Regions from separate parts of the Homo sapiens genome. Here region 2 is linked to region 1. A link is a loop called in an ENCODE intact Hi-C map of the cell type or tissue named here. Cell type or tissue: sigmoid colon. All regions are shown on one strand.

The links. Peaks named below come from ENCODE experiments on the same cell type or tissue, not always from the same donor. Only the 100,000 strongest peaks of a DNase experiment are listed, where the experiment ranks them.
Region 2: it touches region 1 in a loop (2.8-fold over the local background); 9 of 110 quality-filtered maps call a loop at or near these places.

What each region holds. Positions count from the first base shown.
Region 1 is chr3:132,690,199-132,698,198 of GRCh38, forward strand. It overlaps NPHP3 (nephrocystin 3), which reads right to left. Exons shown (of 27, transcript NM_153240.5): 14 at 7,062-7,164; 15 at 6,533-6,615; 16 at 4,629-4,767; 17 at 2,456-2,620; 18 at 994-1,088; 19 at 330-452. NPHP3-ACAD11 (NPHP3-ACAD11 readthrough (NMD candidate)) reads right to left here. Exons shown (of 45, transcript NR_037804.1): 13 at 7,062-7,164; 14 at 6,533-6,615; 15 at 4,629-4,767; 16 at 2,456-2,620; 17 at 994-1,088; 18 at 330-452. Among named protein-coding and RNA genes, the nearest start is that of NPHP3-AS1, 28 kb to the right of the region's middle. RefSeq lists enhancers at 2,831-3,332, 3,333-3,832. In sigmoid colon, no CTCF peak of the experiment used is centred here; no DNase peak of the experiment used is centred here; H3K27ac peaks cover 326 bases.
Region 2 is chr3:132,511,367-132,519,366 of GRCh38, forward strand. It overlaps DNAJC13 (DnaJ heat shock protein family (Hsp40) member C13), which reads left to right. Exons shown (of 56, transcript NM_015268.4): 45 at 1,642-1,733; 46 at 3,205-3,304; 47 at 5,056-5,130; 48 at 5,338-5,450. Among named protein-coding and RNA genes, the nearest start is that of ACKR4, 82 kb to the right of the region's middle. In sigmoid colon, no CTCF peak of the experiment used is centred here; no DNase peak of the experiment used is centred here.

The sequences.
Region 1 (8,000 bases):
TCAGATATCTGAAGGCCCAAAGAAGCAGACATTACGAACCACCTCTCTGAGTGGTTTAAATTTAGACATGCTTAAATGTAAGCATAAGATAAAAAGTTGAACCGAAATCATTCCAGCTCTGATTTCATAAAGCAGCAGTACTCTATGTTTTCCTCTTGGGAAAAGCAGATCTAATAGAGATTTGTAAATTGTCTCAAGATTTCTCCTACACTATTTGTATTTCAGATACTTAGACTAATTTTTAAATTAAAAATACCATTTTTTCTTTGTTAAACTGAACAACTTTAAATCTCTCTTTCTGGGGAAAGATGTTCTATAATGTTTCTTACCTTTTATAAAGGTTTTGAGACACAAAGAGATTAAGAAGGCAATCATGCAGCTTCTGTTTACTTCCCTGCTGCTGAAAAAGCCACGGGAGTTCATCTGCACTTCTCCAAGTCACTCTGTCCTGACTATCAAAAGAGAGGAGACAATATTCAATATCTTCCTACAATGAGACTGCTTCAAAAAGGCTTCAGGCAAATGTCAAAGGAAGAAAAATATTTAACATATATCTCTGATTCTTTAAGTATAATTTAATACTAAAAAAGTTAGGTCAAAATCAGAGACTTTACCAATCTAAGAAAATAAATTCAGTGATATGCAGAACCATCAACCAAACTCTAAAAGTATTTTCCTAAAATTGAACTATTTAAAAAAACACTCAATGGACCCGTATATACACATACAGATACATGGACACAAACTATTGGAATAAAATAAAAATAATAAAATGATCCTACATTGATTTTCCTTGTTTAAACTTTTAGCATAATATTAAAAGACAAAATCATCTTTTGCTCTTTTGACATTAACAGAATAGGGAGAGGATTTAATCTTTTTTGTAATAATTAAGTTTTTGTACTTTAAGTTGTAAGCTAAGAAACAGAAATAAGGACACAAAGGTAGTGTGTTGCAGAAGTTACAGAAGAACAACAGGAACATTTACAATACCTTAGCTGCAAGGTGAAATAGTTGATTAGCTTTTGCCTGTATGAAGAAGTAACAGTGGGGCCTTCCAGGTACTCCAATCTCACTGTTTCCCAAGCCTAGGGAGAAAAAGAAGAAATACTGAGTTCTATTTCACGTAAGTCACTGTACATCTAACAAGAGATTTGCAAAAAAGAATTTATAATTATTCCTATTTTATAGCTGTATAATAGAAATGTCACTTAAATGTTTTTAAATTTAGGACATATTTATTTGATAAACTGTTACTAGAATAAAAATTTCTGTACTAATATTTATAAGCTCAAAACACAATTTAATTCAAACTTTAGTTAATACATTAAAAATCTCAGAAGTGTGGAATGAAAAGTTACTAAAAAGAATAAATTATATTCAAACAATACACAATAAAGAAAGGAAAAAGGCTGTGAAATTGCAAACATTTCACATCTACAAATATGATACAGCATACTCAAATGTAAGACTTCATTTACAATTGTATATATATATAAATCAACCATGGCATTGCAGATGATAGGAATTATTTTAGCCAAAACTTCCTAAAGATTTACTTCTATGTGCTAAACATCTTTCTAGTACCTCACAAGGACCAAGAACGACCTCAATTAATTTGCTTCACAACCCCTTTCATAAACTGCCAAAGTCCGCCTGGGGCTTAGATCTTGCCCAAGTTTAGATAGGCATTAATCCATGAAAAGGAGGCTGACTGGCTTACAGAGTCCAAACTCTTAATACATATACAGTCATGTGCACATAACAATGTTTTGGTCAACAACAAACTGCATACATGATGATGATCCTATAAAATTATAATGAAGCTGCCCTATACAGGCATACCGTTTTAAAACTTTCATACCACATTTTTACTGTAACTTTTCTGTATTTAGATACACAAATACTTACAGTTACACACAGTATTCAGTACAGTAATATGCTGTGCAGGTTTGTAGCCTGGGAGCAATAGGCCATACCATATAGCCTCCATGTGTGGTAGGCTGTACCATCTAGATTTGTGTAAGTACGCTCTACAATGCTCACACAATGATACAATCACCTAATGATGTGTTTCTCAGAACATATCCCCATTGTTAAGCAATGCATGACTGTATAATAATACCGCAATTCAATGAAACATAATTGAAAAAGACTTTTTTTCTCTTCAAGAAATAAACTACCTTTAAGAAACTTTTTTTGATCTTTTGTGTCTGACTTATTTTTTAATTTTAAAAATTGTATTGTGGTAAGACCACTTAACGTGAGATCTACCCTCTTAATAAATTTTTAAGTGTACTACAGTATTGTTAACTATAGGGACAATGTTGTATAGCAGATCTTTAGAATTTATTCCTTTGGCAGAAATAATCTTGCCACTGCACTCCAGCCTGGGTGACAGAGAAGACCCTGTTTCTTAAATAAATAAATAAAAAGATGCCTAAAATAACATTACCTGCAGATGTTGAAACCTAAGCAAGCCACATCCATAAGTCAACAAACACATTTTGTATAAACTGTGAATAAGGGAGGTCAAGAAAGTCCAGGACATCTCAGGATAGAGTTCCATCAGTTCTGATTCACTCACACCATTGTGACTAACATTGACAAGGCAGAGGATCTAGGTAGAAAAACAAATTAACAGTAATCATAAAGCACCTGTATAAGTAACTAACGGCCATTAAAAGTTCCATAATTCTTTTAAGGCTATTTCTTTTTACCAAAACTTATAATTCAAATGATTTAATAAATCAAGAAACAGATTTATTAAAACACACTGTCCAAAAGACATTAATGAAGATTAAGATAGTGTATATATAAAATCTAGCACACCAAAGATAACACTCTTACAGAAAAAAGTACAGTGAAAATTAAAACTGCATAAAATGTATTATTATAATTAATGGCAGAATTCCAATTCCAGGAAGACAGTGGAAGAAAATAGCCCTCCTATTATAAACACGTATGAATATCAGACACATTTCTAAAAGCACAGTTTTTAGATAAATAAAGGGAAATCCTCCAACTGCCAAAAATGAATAGGAAATTGAAGTCAGAGTGTAAAGGGCTGGAACTGCTGGCTATGGGGGCAGTGGAGCTAGAGGACAGGCAGCATCCCCCAGTAAGAGCTCAGGTTTTCACAGCCACAGTGGGATGGAAGGTGAGCCCTTAAGCTGTGTGAGGCAAGGAGGTAGAATTAGATTTCTTGTCAACACCAGGATCTTTGAAGGGCTTTGAAGGACCTTCACCCTCAGTGAAGGGGTGCATGAGAAAAACATTAGCCCACAGACGTGGAGAGAATACGAGGAAGCTTGTGGGCTTGGAGTGGGCTGAGAAGTCCAAACCCTGGGAACCACCAAGCTGAAAAGTTAACATAAAAATAGATCCAGGTTCGGCAGGGCGCAGTGGCTCACGCCTGTAATTCCAGCACTTTGGGAGGCCAAAGTGGGCAGATCACGAGGCCAGGAGATCGAGACCATCCTGGCTATCACGGTGAAACCCCATCTCTACTAAAAATACAAAAAATAAGCTGGGCGTGGTCGTGGGTGCCTGTAGTCCCAGCTACTCGGGAGGCCGAGGCAGGAGAATTGCTTGAACCCGGGAGGCGGAGCTTGCAGTGAGCCGAGATCGCGCCACCGCACTCTAGCCTGGGCGACAAGGCGAGACTCTGTCTCGGGAAAAAAAAAAAAAAAATGAGGTTGCTAGATATATATTTTCAAAAACCAAAATTGAATACATCAACAAAAAACTACAATGTTATTTTAATTACATAGCACTTAATTCTAAAAATATATATATGGAAAATTAGACAAGGCAATTGTGAAGGATAATAATAAAAGGAGGTTTACCCAAGTAACTACCAAAGCTTACTTTAAAGTTCTAACAACTAAGCAGTATGGTACTGGCAAATAATAGGCAAAATCAGAACAGAAGAGCCTAGAAACAGACCCACATTTATTTGTGAGCTTGATATTTGTCAGTTGGCATTGCAAATGAGCAGAAGAGATGTATTATTTAGTAAAAAGAACAATTAATTATCCATATGACAGAGGATTAAAAAATAGAATCCTTCCTCACACAATAAACAAAAAGATATCAACAAGAGTTAAGGACTTCACACACGAAGAAAAAACTATAAAACTTTTTGAAGGAAATTATGTGTGTGTGTGTGTGTGTGTGTTTACACACACACACACATATATATATGAAACAAAGCTTTGTATAATGAATGAAACATAATGAATGATACCATACAGTTAAAAGACAAGAAACAAACAGGAAAAAGACATTTATTTGCAAATTTTCTAATAAAGGATTTGTTTTCAGTATGCAGAACATTTAAGACACCTACAGATCGATAAGGAAAAGACAAATGACCCAATTAAAAAATGGGTAAAGACCTGAACCAGCAATTCAGAAAAAAAGGATAGCCAATAACATGAAAAGATGATAAATCTCAATGATAATCAGGTAAACACAAATTTCCACAAGCACACTATGGCTATCAGCATTCCTGCATATGCCTGAAACATATTTAAGCACAAATTTTAAAAGAATTGTTATTTATTTCCATTCACACACACACAAAGCAAACTAACATTCCTTTTTATAAGTTTATTACATTCTACCTGCTTCATTAGCTCTTTATCCACATCATTTGCCATGGACTCCCGGATAGAGTGCAGAACAAGTCTATATAATGAAAGAGTATCTTGACACTGGAAACACTGATGAAGGATTTTATCTAAATTGCCTGCTCTCCCAGCACTGTTGGAATCGAGAAGAGATTTAATTTCTTACAGATTGCCAACATCTGTGAAAATTTTGAGATCGATTAAAAACAACGTGAACTCTATTTTTTGTACTGCAACCAATAACAAATTCAATAAAACATGATAAAGGAAAGTGGTAGTTTTATGGGGCTGCTAGAGTCATTGGGTTTATTTTACTATATATAATTTAATTCAGTGCAATAAACATGCTGAAATCTATTATTTGTTAAGCAATTACTATGCATTATGGAACATAAAAATGAGTCAGACACGGTTCTTATTATCCAGAAGCATGCCACCTACATACAGGAAGCAGGGAAACGATGATAAGTATTGTTAGTTAGCCATGCAAATTAAATTTGTGTGGAGCCAGAATTTTGAAAACACAAGGCTAAAGAAAATCATTAAATAGGGGGGTATGTTTTAAAAGATTACACAATATTTACCAGTTTTTAAAAATAATATAAAGATGTACAAAGAGAAAAAACAAAGGGTCCATAGTCTCTTTAAAATAGGTACTTTCAAAAATAAAAACAGTAAAATACTTTCAATGAACATTATTAAATGTATGAAAAATTACTCACACTCTTGAATCATACTCATTGTATCACTGATGTTCACAGAGGCCAGATGTGTTGCTACAACTAACAGTGGAAAAGGACAGTGGAAATATCACAGGCAGGCTGGGTACAGTGGCTCACATGCTGTAATCCCAGCACTTTGGGAGGCTAAGCAGGTGGATTGCTTGAGCCCAGGAGTTCAAGACCAGCCTGGCAATCATGGCAAAACCCCGCTTATACTAAAAATACAAAAATAAGCCAGGCATGGTGGTGTGCTCTTGTAGTCCCAGCTACTCAAGAGGCTGAGGTGGGAGGATCGCTTGAGTCTGGGAGGCAGAAGTTACAGTGAGCCGAGATCAAGCCTCTGCTCTCCAGCCTGGGCAACAGAGAGTGAGACACTGTCTCAAAAACAAAAACAAAGATGAAATATCATGGGCAATGTAAAGTTTCAGAAGATTTTTTTATTTCAAATTTGGTTCTCAAGATGAGAACATGGAATAAAGAGACAAGAAGTACTAGATTCGGTGTCTGGAAATATGTGTGCTAGAATTGCCATCTATTGCAATGAATAACAAAAAATGTATTAATCTTTTTTTTTTTTACCTCAGATTGAGAAAAGACAAAGTAGAGTGATGCTATACTGAAGAAGAAATAAAAGTAGTAAAACATTCTAACGGTTGAGAATAGATAGAATAGGGTAAAGCTATACTGAGGAAATAAAAGTAGTGATACTCTAATGCTTATCTAAAGGCAGATTACTAATGGATATCTAAAATAGAACTATTTTTATAATTAAAAAGTTTATCAGGACTTGAGAACAGAGACAATTAAAAATTCATATCCATATATCTACCTCCTGATATTCAAAGATACCTGAAATAATATTGTAACCCTCAGTTGTTTCCTTCACTTTCCCAAAGCTAGGGGCCACAAATGAGGGTGAGGATGGCTTTCTTTTGCAACCTCCAATAGGGAACAGATTAGTGTGAAGAAAATTAGACAAATCTATCAAGTTCTGACAATCATGGACAGTAGGCACCTGTAAGCCATGTTCTCACAAATGTTAGTATCACTATTCAAATAAAATCTGAGTGGCTCAACAGACTGGTGTAGTGATCAGTTCTCAGTTTTGCAGGGTGAGAAAGGGTCTGCAGCAAACACAAAACATGCAGAAGATCATGTAAAATAATCACCACTCACCGCGCGATCATTTTGCCGAAAAGGGTGACATAAAGGGCATTGCAGGTTGTAGCAGAACGACAGTGTCGTTCTAGCTTCTTCTCCTGCACCAGTTTACCAAGAAAAACAAAACAGAAATACAAAAACCACCCTGGAATTAAGCGGTCTTTACTACCCAGCCATCAACAAGTACCCCGACAGAAATAACACTATTGCTGCCATCCGTGACATCACAACATGCAGTGGTGGCTCCTCGGCTGTGGGCAGCCTTCCAACTGCAGACCACAGATATGGCCAGTATGAAAATGCTCTTTTGCTTTTAAAATACCTGCTTAATATTATATACTAAAGTCAACCTTAAGACCAAAATCTTTTTATTGCTTCTTTTCTACCTGTCATTAGTTTAAGAGGCAATACATTTACCAAAGTAATTACTAAACTCCAGTTTTCCTTATAACAGATCCCCTATATTGAATTTTAAGTCTCACATAAGATGTTTCATAGGAAAGATGAGAGAGTAAAAGATTGCATCAAAATGAAAAATACACACCTGCTCTTTACTCAATTTAATGTCTACAGAGTGGCATTCTGCAATTATAATAGATTTTGCATCTTTTGGACTTAAGGGATCAAGATGAAGTGTAGGCCACAACCTTTTATGTAAAGAAAAGAAAAATGAAATTTTAATAATACAACAAGAACTGTAATTACCCATAACACAATTTAAAATCCACCACAGGAATTAACACTTTATACTGCTTTTGTAAAATAAGCAAAACTAATGTCTATTAATCATATTAAGTAATTAATATATCTTATTCTAATATGTGTATCATTACTTTGAGCAATGAATCACAACAAACAGTGTTATAAAATAAACAGTATATACATTAGATAGTTACATGGTAAAACATTTCTAGTTCTATGTTCCATACTATCAGTAAAACTAAGCATAGGTATGAGTATCTATGAGGAGTGGCATCAGACACAATTATTGTCCACAAGCACTTGTAATGCAACTGAAATTTAACTATTACAATATACATTCTTGATATGGTACTGAAAATTGCATTTGTGGGGGAGTGAAAAAACTTACTCTTTTTATGTATAAAGTACACATAGACACATATATCTATATACACAAGCTGATATACAATATGTGTGTGGTATTAAAATTTCTTGGGGGAGGCAATTACAAATAAAATGTCTAAAATGGCTCCTTATAGGAGCAAAAACAGGTTGAGAAACACTGCTCCATGGGATCCAATTGCTCTACTTTTTTTTTTTTTTGAGGCAGAGTCTCGTACTGTTGCCTAGGCTGGTGTGCAGTAGTGCCATCTCGGCTCACTGCAACCTCTGCCTCCCAGGTTCAAGTGATTCTCCTGTCTCAGCCTCCCAAGTAGCTAGGATTACAGGCGCCCACCACCACGCCTGGCTAATTTTTTATATTTCTAGTAGAGGCGGGGTTTCACTGTTGGCCAGGCTGGTC
Region 2 (8,000 bases), 180 kb before region 1:
CATTACAGGGAATTGACCCTGTAATAGTTTTACAATAAAAGTTAAGCTGGGGAGAGAGGTCAAGGCACTATGTTTAGAAAAATTCATGTCTTTATGAGAACATGTGTCTAAATGAGTTGAAAAGGCAGAATAGTTTGATAGTATAAAATTTCACATTGATGTCTTAAGTTAACATATCAAGTATAAGTGCTTGAATTAGATTTATTTAATAATAAGTGATCTAATTTTTGCCTCCTTTCTGGTCCCTAACCAGTGCCATGTGCATATGGGCACTGATGTTTTTCAAAAATTGCCTGAAGTTTTTGGTGTATAAAAATTGAAATAAAGATATGAGAGTTCCTACTCTTAATCATCTTTAAGAGGACATTTCCAAAAACATTACTCTAGCCTGACTCCAGGGAGATGGATGAGTGAAAATGTAACAGCTTCTCTCAACTCTAACTTAGATAATAAATATAGAACATAAACCTAAAATGATACAAATTCAATTTAAATTACTCGATCTTTTAAAATAACATTGAACATTACCTTTCAAGTACATTTTTACTCTTCTTAGTATGTATTAAAGTACTGTTAAAATTCTGACTTTTGGGTTATTGCCAAAAAGTTATTTAAATAAAATAACAGTAATTAAATATTGGGAAAATTACGCATTTACAAGATGTACATTGGGATGTTATTAAAGACAGTGTTATAAAATCTGAAGAAAACTTGTCTTTTATTTGGAGTTGTCAAAGTGTCGAATATTACTAGTGGTATGTTAGGTACAAAGAAATTGTAGCAGAGCAGACTATTGATTTGGAACTTGTAAAGAGTTGAAGAAAGGCCTGTGCAGAAATCCTTCTGATAATATCCATCAAGTTTATTAGAATTAACTCTCTCGTAATTTAGAAGTATGGTTTGTGTGTCATTGATGTATTTGACAGTTATTCCCTATCAATAAGTGGTTTGAAAATGAATTTAAAAGCAACATATTTATAGAATATTCTCAGACTCTTTAAGTTGAAGGAGTCTTACTGAGCTATCTTAAGAATCCTCAAAAGATAAGAAATTACACTGTATGTTTTACTACCATATAGAAGAGGAAGAATATGCTGAACAAAACGGAAGTAAATATATGGGATTAGGATTTGAGGTGGGTAGGAATGGAAATACCATTTCATTTTATGTATTTTCACAAGGAGTGCTTTGTATATTCATACCAGTTTGTTTGTATTATAGTTAAGTGGCAGAGTTCTAACCTAGTCTTATTTAAAAGCCAAATCATGTCAGAGTCTCCCAGAATATAATTAGGTTGAGGGGGGTAACCCTAAGGTCTAGAGGTAGAGTGAAATTACTACCTTACACTTTAGATTTTTGAGCTATATTTGGATTGTTTATTTGATAAAGGTCTTAGCCTGAGGGTTAGGGGTGGGGATGGGAATGAAAACAAAGTAAACCTAAAAAGCTCTAACACCTTACATTTTGCCTTTTAAGACTTATTGTTCCTTAGAGGTCCTCCACTTACTTCATGTCACAGATGTTTAGAACCAGTTATCAGAGACTTAAAATTGACAGTAAACAACAGTGTATATCGGTTTTCTGAAGTTAAATAATTTCAAACATCTCCTGGAAGTAAACCATTTTATTCTTATTCTCTAGGTTCTGAGAGTGAATGCATTGGGCACTTTAAGTTGATATTTTCTCTTCTCCGAGTTCATGGAGCTGGTCAAGTGCAGCAGTTGGCTTTAGAGGTAAAAGCGTTTTGTACTAAAGCGTGTTGCCTTTCCTACCACTTACCATGTGTAATTTGAGTCTCTATCAGTCATTGTCTGAAGTTGAAGTGTGCTTTTTTGTTGCATCATTTTGCCTATTAAGACACATCAATATTTTTTGAAATTTGAATTAACATGCTCAATTTGAAGAGTGAATATTGCACAATTGCACAATGTCGTTCTAAGTGGTTCTCTTTCTGTTATGCGTTAGGGCTTGGGATAGTGTTGTACAGTGTCAGGTATGAGTTAAGAATGGGCTTTACTGGGGAAGCTTAGAAGCCACACATCAGCAAGAAGATGATAGAGGGTTTCTGATTGCTGTGTTCCTATGGAGAGACATACTGAGGCCATATCTGTTGGCTACATACTGTGGGTTTGCATTTCAGAGGAGTGATCCTTGTCCCTCCCCCGCAGTTGAAACTCCCTTCTTACAAATCTAGTACAAGAGCTACCTTTTCTGTGAGGGTTACAGACAGACACCTGGGTATGCTGCTGTTATAGGAGTTGCCTAAAAAGGCCAACTGCCAGAACCCATGGGTCTTAAGAGTCCAAGAGAAGTTGGAGTCCCCTTGTTCAGGATATTGAAGCCACTGGTCCCATAGGATGCTGTTTAGATGTAGCCTTTTCTTCTGAGAGAAGCAAGAAGTCCCTAGTCACAAGTAGTTCTTTGCCCAGGCAACCGAGACTTCCCAGGATTATTTCTGAGATCTTGCTCTTTGTGACACACAGTTTATTGCAAAGAACACCAAATGCAACCCTGCAGTAACAGGTATATAGATGGTTTATGAATAATTTGTGTAACATGTTCTTAGATAACATTTTGGCTTAAAACAGATTTTTAATAGAATAAAAAAACTTTAAATTGGTCAAAGAGCTTAACAAGCAAGTTATTTAAATCGAAAAACATGTTTTCCTACTTAATTCCTTCAAGCATCTTGTAACTTTTTAAATAAACGTCATTAAATGTAGGATATGTTGCACTGAGACGCTGACCAATGATGTTTAGATGTATACTCTCAAAGATGTGAGTGGTCATCCTTTCTGAAAGAAAAACATACCTATTTCTTTATAATAGAAACATAACCCCAATCTATTGTGCAGGGTACTGAAGACATTTGCTTTTTTCCTCTAAAAGTAAGAGTCCCAGTAGTGAGAATCATTATTTTCCTAATCACCAGCCCCTATCCAAACTCTGTAATTGGAAAACACTATAGTATATACCTTAGTTCTGGAGCATGTATGGGTATAGGATTGAAGGCTTCTTAGAAACCTCAAGGTATTATTTCCAAAGAGATTAATAAAGGCAATCTTTTAAAATTAAACTCTTATCTAAAAACTAAATGTTTCATCCCCCAAACATTTGTCTCACTTGTACAGTCTATATGACCTAATTTGATTTAGGTTCAAAATTATTTCTGAAACTTTTACTATCCTGTTGATTAATTTTCAGGTTGTGAATATAGTGACATCTAACCAAGACTGTGTCAACAATATTGCTGAATCAATGGTTTTGTCCAGTTTATTGGCTCTTCTACATTCATTGCCATCAAGTATGTATACAGATGGAATTTTGGAAACCACAGCAAGATTAGCCCATGGAAAGGAGTTGTTGCATAGTTGATACAAAACCTCAAACAAATGTCATCTATGTTTAGTTTTAAAGTGTTATTTACACTAGATTTGTCTTCCTAATAATGTTTTACATACGTTACTGTCTTGCATTTCCTATGTCAAAAGTTGAAAGTTGGGGGTGAGAGAGGTCCAAAACCAAAGGAAAATAACCTGGGATTTTCAGTTTGTTGAGATCTACACATGGGTAATTGAGAATTAACTAATATTTCATGGTTTACTAAACATAAGTAATCTTGGATGATAGAAAACATGCTTAAGATACAGATGGCCTTGTATTCAGCTTAGTGTTCAAATCTGTGTACTTTGTCTTTTGCTGATTTGATATTAATAAGATAAAATACCAAGGTGGTTTAAAAAATATATCAACCTTATTTCCTGAACACAGCCTGCCCTAATCTATATAATTACCTAGTCTAATAGTTTATAGTTGTGCTAAAACCAACCCTGAGATTGCTTTTCAAAGGCAGGAATATTGAGTTTGTAGGCAATTACAATATAACTTCAAACTCAGCAATAACCAGAATACATTGCTTAGTTGGCTTTGCCAATCCCTTTGAAGTCACATTAATCTAGAATTCATGTCTGTCCACCTCCTTAAGAGAAGGAACCGTGTCGTTCATCTTATATACCAGTGGCTTGCTTATGTTTGGTGTTTATGTTTGGTAAATTGAGTTGAATTTCCATGGAAATTTTTTTTTTTCAATACATGATATGCTTGAAACAGGTCTTTAAAATGGCAGCTTTGTAAAGTCATTTGCAGATTGTTTTTATCATACCTGCAACCTTAGTTGGTTTTTCTTTTTTCTTGGTTTTCAGTAGCTTTGTGAGACTTCAAACAATGTAAAACTAAACTGGTTGGTGAAGTAAAGGATGTTATGGAACTCATAATTTTTAAAAGTGTAACTTTATACTTATATAGTCCAGTCAATATTTTAGTCTTACAGGGAAAATAGCTGGCATCCAGATATTTTAGCCTACTCTCTATCATTAAGACTTCAGACTAAATTATCTTACACTGTTTGCTAAGGTACATTGTTACTGTTCTTGTTGTTTTCATCTCAGCCTAATACTTTGCAGCCTCTACCTTATTTGCCAACACTTTATTCCTTTGGCAACCTGTCTGTCATTCCCATTTGACTCTAGAAGAGTTAAGTCCAGTAACCTATACTTGCATATAATATGGTAGTGACTGGGTGAGAGGCACACAGGCTTTGTCCAGAAGGATGCAATTATGTCTTAGAATGGAACCCGGTCTTACAACTGCTACTTCCTACTTTTTCCCTCAAGACAGTAGCACCAGGTAAAAATCTTAGATGCCTGATTAGAGTGTCCTCTGGGTGTCAGGAAATCAGATTTTTGGATGTGCAGTGCACAATGAGGTAGGAAGACAGGGTTTTATAGTGGTTATGAATATGGACTTTGGAGGCAGACCTGCATACAAAACTCAACTATACCACTTATTAGCTGTGAGACCTTGGGCCGGTTAAACTGGGCATCAGCTTCCTCACTCATAACATGGCCATGAAAATACCTGTCTCACTGGTTATTATGAGGATTAAATATGACATCCTGTGTAGAACATCTAGTTAAGTGCCTGGCACAGAGCTGGTGCCAAGTAAATATAAGCTAACCTGATGATGCATTCCTTGAAATGTCTTTTACTCTGCAGGTCGTCAGCTTGTTCTGGAAACTCTTTATGCTTTGACATCGAGTACAAAAATAATCAAAGAAGCAATGGCAAAGGGTAATGTATAGAGTGCTTTCTTAGCTAGTCATGTGCAATATAATGAAGCTTATTTTGAGCTGCATTTTACAGCCTGATAAACTAGAAGAATGCTTTGGAATGTTTACAGTTTTTAAAAACTACATTCAGTTGAAATATGGTTGAAAATGAATTCTGATTAGAAAAGTCAAATTCTTTATAAGCACTAATTATCTTTTTCCTTCATAGGTGCTTTGATCTATTTACTGGATATGTTCTGCAATTCAACACATCCACAGGTTCGAGCCCAAACAGCAGAACTTTTTGCCAAAATGACAGCAGATAAACTGATAGGTCCAAAGGTAGGCACAAAATAAGTTCTTGAAAGGAAATTAATTATTAAAGCATTGTTACTTTGATACTGATTTCAAGAAGTTTACTGAAATCTGAGATGGTGAGGATAAGGAAATGAGGTGATGTGAAAGTTGGAAAATTCACATTCCGGGAATTGTTCCTATGTATTACTGTTTGAGAAAACTAGAGTCAGGGCAGGCTGTACTGGAATTGAAAAGTCTTAAGAGAATGTTTGGATTAAGATACACTGTTCATCTCCCTCGAAGAGGGAACAAAAAGTATATCAAGACTATGACAGAAGATAGGTTAGACTTTCACACTACAAGGATTGGCCTGTGGAAATAACTAGTGAAGGAGATGGTGGTTTGTGTATTTTACATTCCACACCTGAATTATTAAGGACATGCCACCCTCAGCAGTGAATTCATATAGGGGCATGAGTGTAACAACACTTCTGGCTTCCAACTCTGCAGGGAGATCTTTTATTCCAAATCTGGAGATAACCGGATGATCTCTGGATCCATGGTCCAGTTTGGAGAGCAGGATACCTGTTAAAACAATAGTTCTGAATAGAATTTCATTCAGGTGCAAGTGGTATCAATGTCCCTTTATTTTGTTACTAAGTCAGTTTCACAAGTAGTACTCACTGAAGAGTCCTCTGTGCCTGCCCACAAAGCAGCCCCTTAGTCATAGGGAGAACATGAAATAAAGGCTCAGGAGTCCTACTTTCAGAGTTTGATTCAGTAGATCTAGGGTGGGGCCCAGGAGTCTCCATTCTTAACATGCTTCCAAAGTGATTCTTTTGAAGCCTATTCGGACTGATATTTAGGGATCATTATTCAAGCAAGTCCACAAAGGCACTTTGGGTAAGGAGGAGGCTAAGATCCCCTACCTCTATCTAAAGCCAGGGTGGCTTCCTTTGTACACATTGTGCCTCCATGTAAAGTTCAGTTTGAAAAAAAAAGTCCGAGGCTAATTAAACACTTTTTACATTAATAAAACAAATTGGATTCAGTTGTTTTCTTGCTCGATCTCTCAGTCTAGGTATTGAGAATCTGTCATAGGACCTGAAACAGTTTTACTTTAGTAATAAGTTAATAGTCTTCTGCAGGGTTGATGAGACAAGCAAGATTACATTTGGAAGCCTACAGGAGGGTCTATAAAATAGTTAATATTGAATTTCCTTAAAGCTAGAGCTAGGTAGCACATAACTGTAATATCTAATATTAGTTATTTTTTCTTTATTAATTTTTTTTATTTATTATTATACTTTAAGTTTTAGGATACATGTGCACAACGTGCAGGTTTGTTACATATGTATACATGTGCCATGTTGGCGTGCTGCACCCATTAACTCGTCAATAGTGTTTTAGACGCTTAAGTATGTACTGGAATTGACTGAGCTCTTTGGTTATATTTCTGACCTTTGAAATACGTGAGGGACAAATTTTATCAAGCTGACTGTTTTTACACTTAAACTTTCTGTATAGACAAAACACAAGTATCAACACCTTAATTGCAAGAGATTCTAGAACCGGGGTCGGTAAATTTTTTTGTTTTTGAGACAAGGTCTGGCTCTGTTGCCCAGGCTGAAAGTGCAGTGGTGCAATCTTAGCTCACTGCAGCCTCTGTCTCCCAGACTCAAGCCATCCTCCCATCTCAGCCTCCCAAGTAGCTGGCACTACAGGCACGCACCACCACACCTGGCTAATTTTTGTATTTTTTTGTAGAGGTGGAAAGGTTTGGCCATGTTGCCCAGGCTGGTCTCAAACTCCTGAGCTCATGTGATCCACCCGCCTTGGCCTCCAAAAGTGCTGGAATTGCAGGGTGAGCCAGTGTGTCTGGCCAAATTTTTTTTTCCTTTTTGGTAACAGTTTTCTTGAGATATTAATATCATTGACATACCATACAGTTCACACATATCTAGTGTACAATTCAGTGGTTTTTAGTATATTCACAGATTGAGCGATCATAATCAATTTTAGGTTTGACTTTCATCAACCCAAAAAGAAACCCTATTTCTATTAGCAGTCACTGTCCATTCTTCCTTTCCCCTAGCACCTGACAACCACTGATCTATTTCCTTCTGGATAGATTTGCCGAATGCTGGGCATTGTATATAAATGGAATCATACTATGTATGGTCTTTTGTGACTGGCTTCCGTTGTTTTCATCTATGTTGTAGCAAGTGTTAGTAAATTTATTTTTATTGCCAAATAGTATTCTGTGTTTTGGTATCCATTTATCTCAATGGACACATGGATTGTTTCTATTTTTTGGCTCTGCTAAATTACACTACTGTGAACATTTGTGTACAGGTTTTTGTGTGGACATGTGTTTTTGTTAGGAGTGAAATTTCTGGGTCATATGGTAACATTATGTTAAACCTTTTGAGGAATTGTCAGATTGTTTTCCAAAGTAGCTCTACCATTTTCCATTCCCCTAGCAATGTATTTATCATCTTCTTCTCTAACGCTTGTTATATCTTTTATTACAACCATCCTAGTAGGTATGATGTGTTACATCATGGTTTCGATCTGCATTTCCCTGGTGGCTAA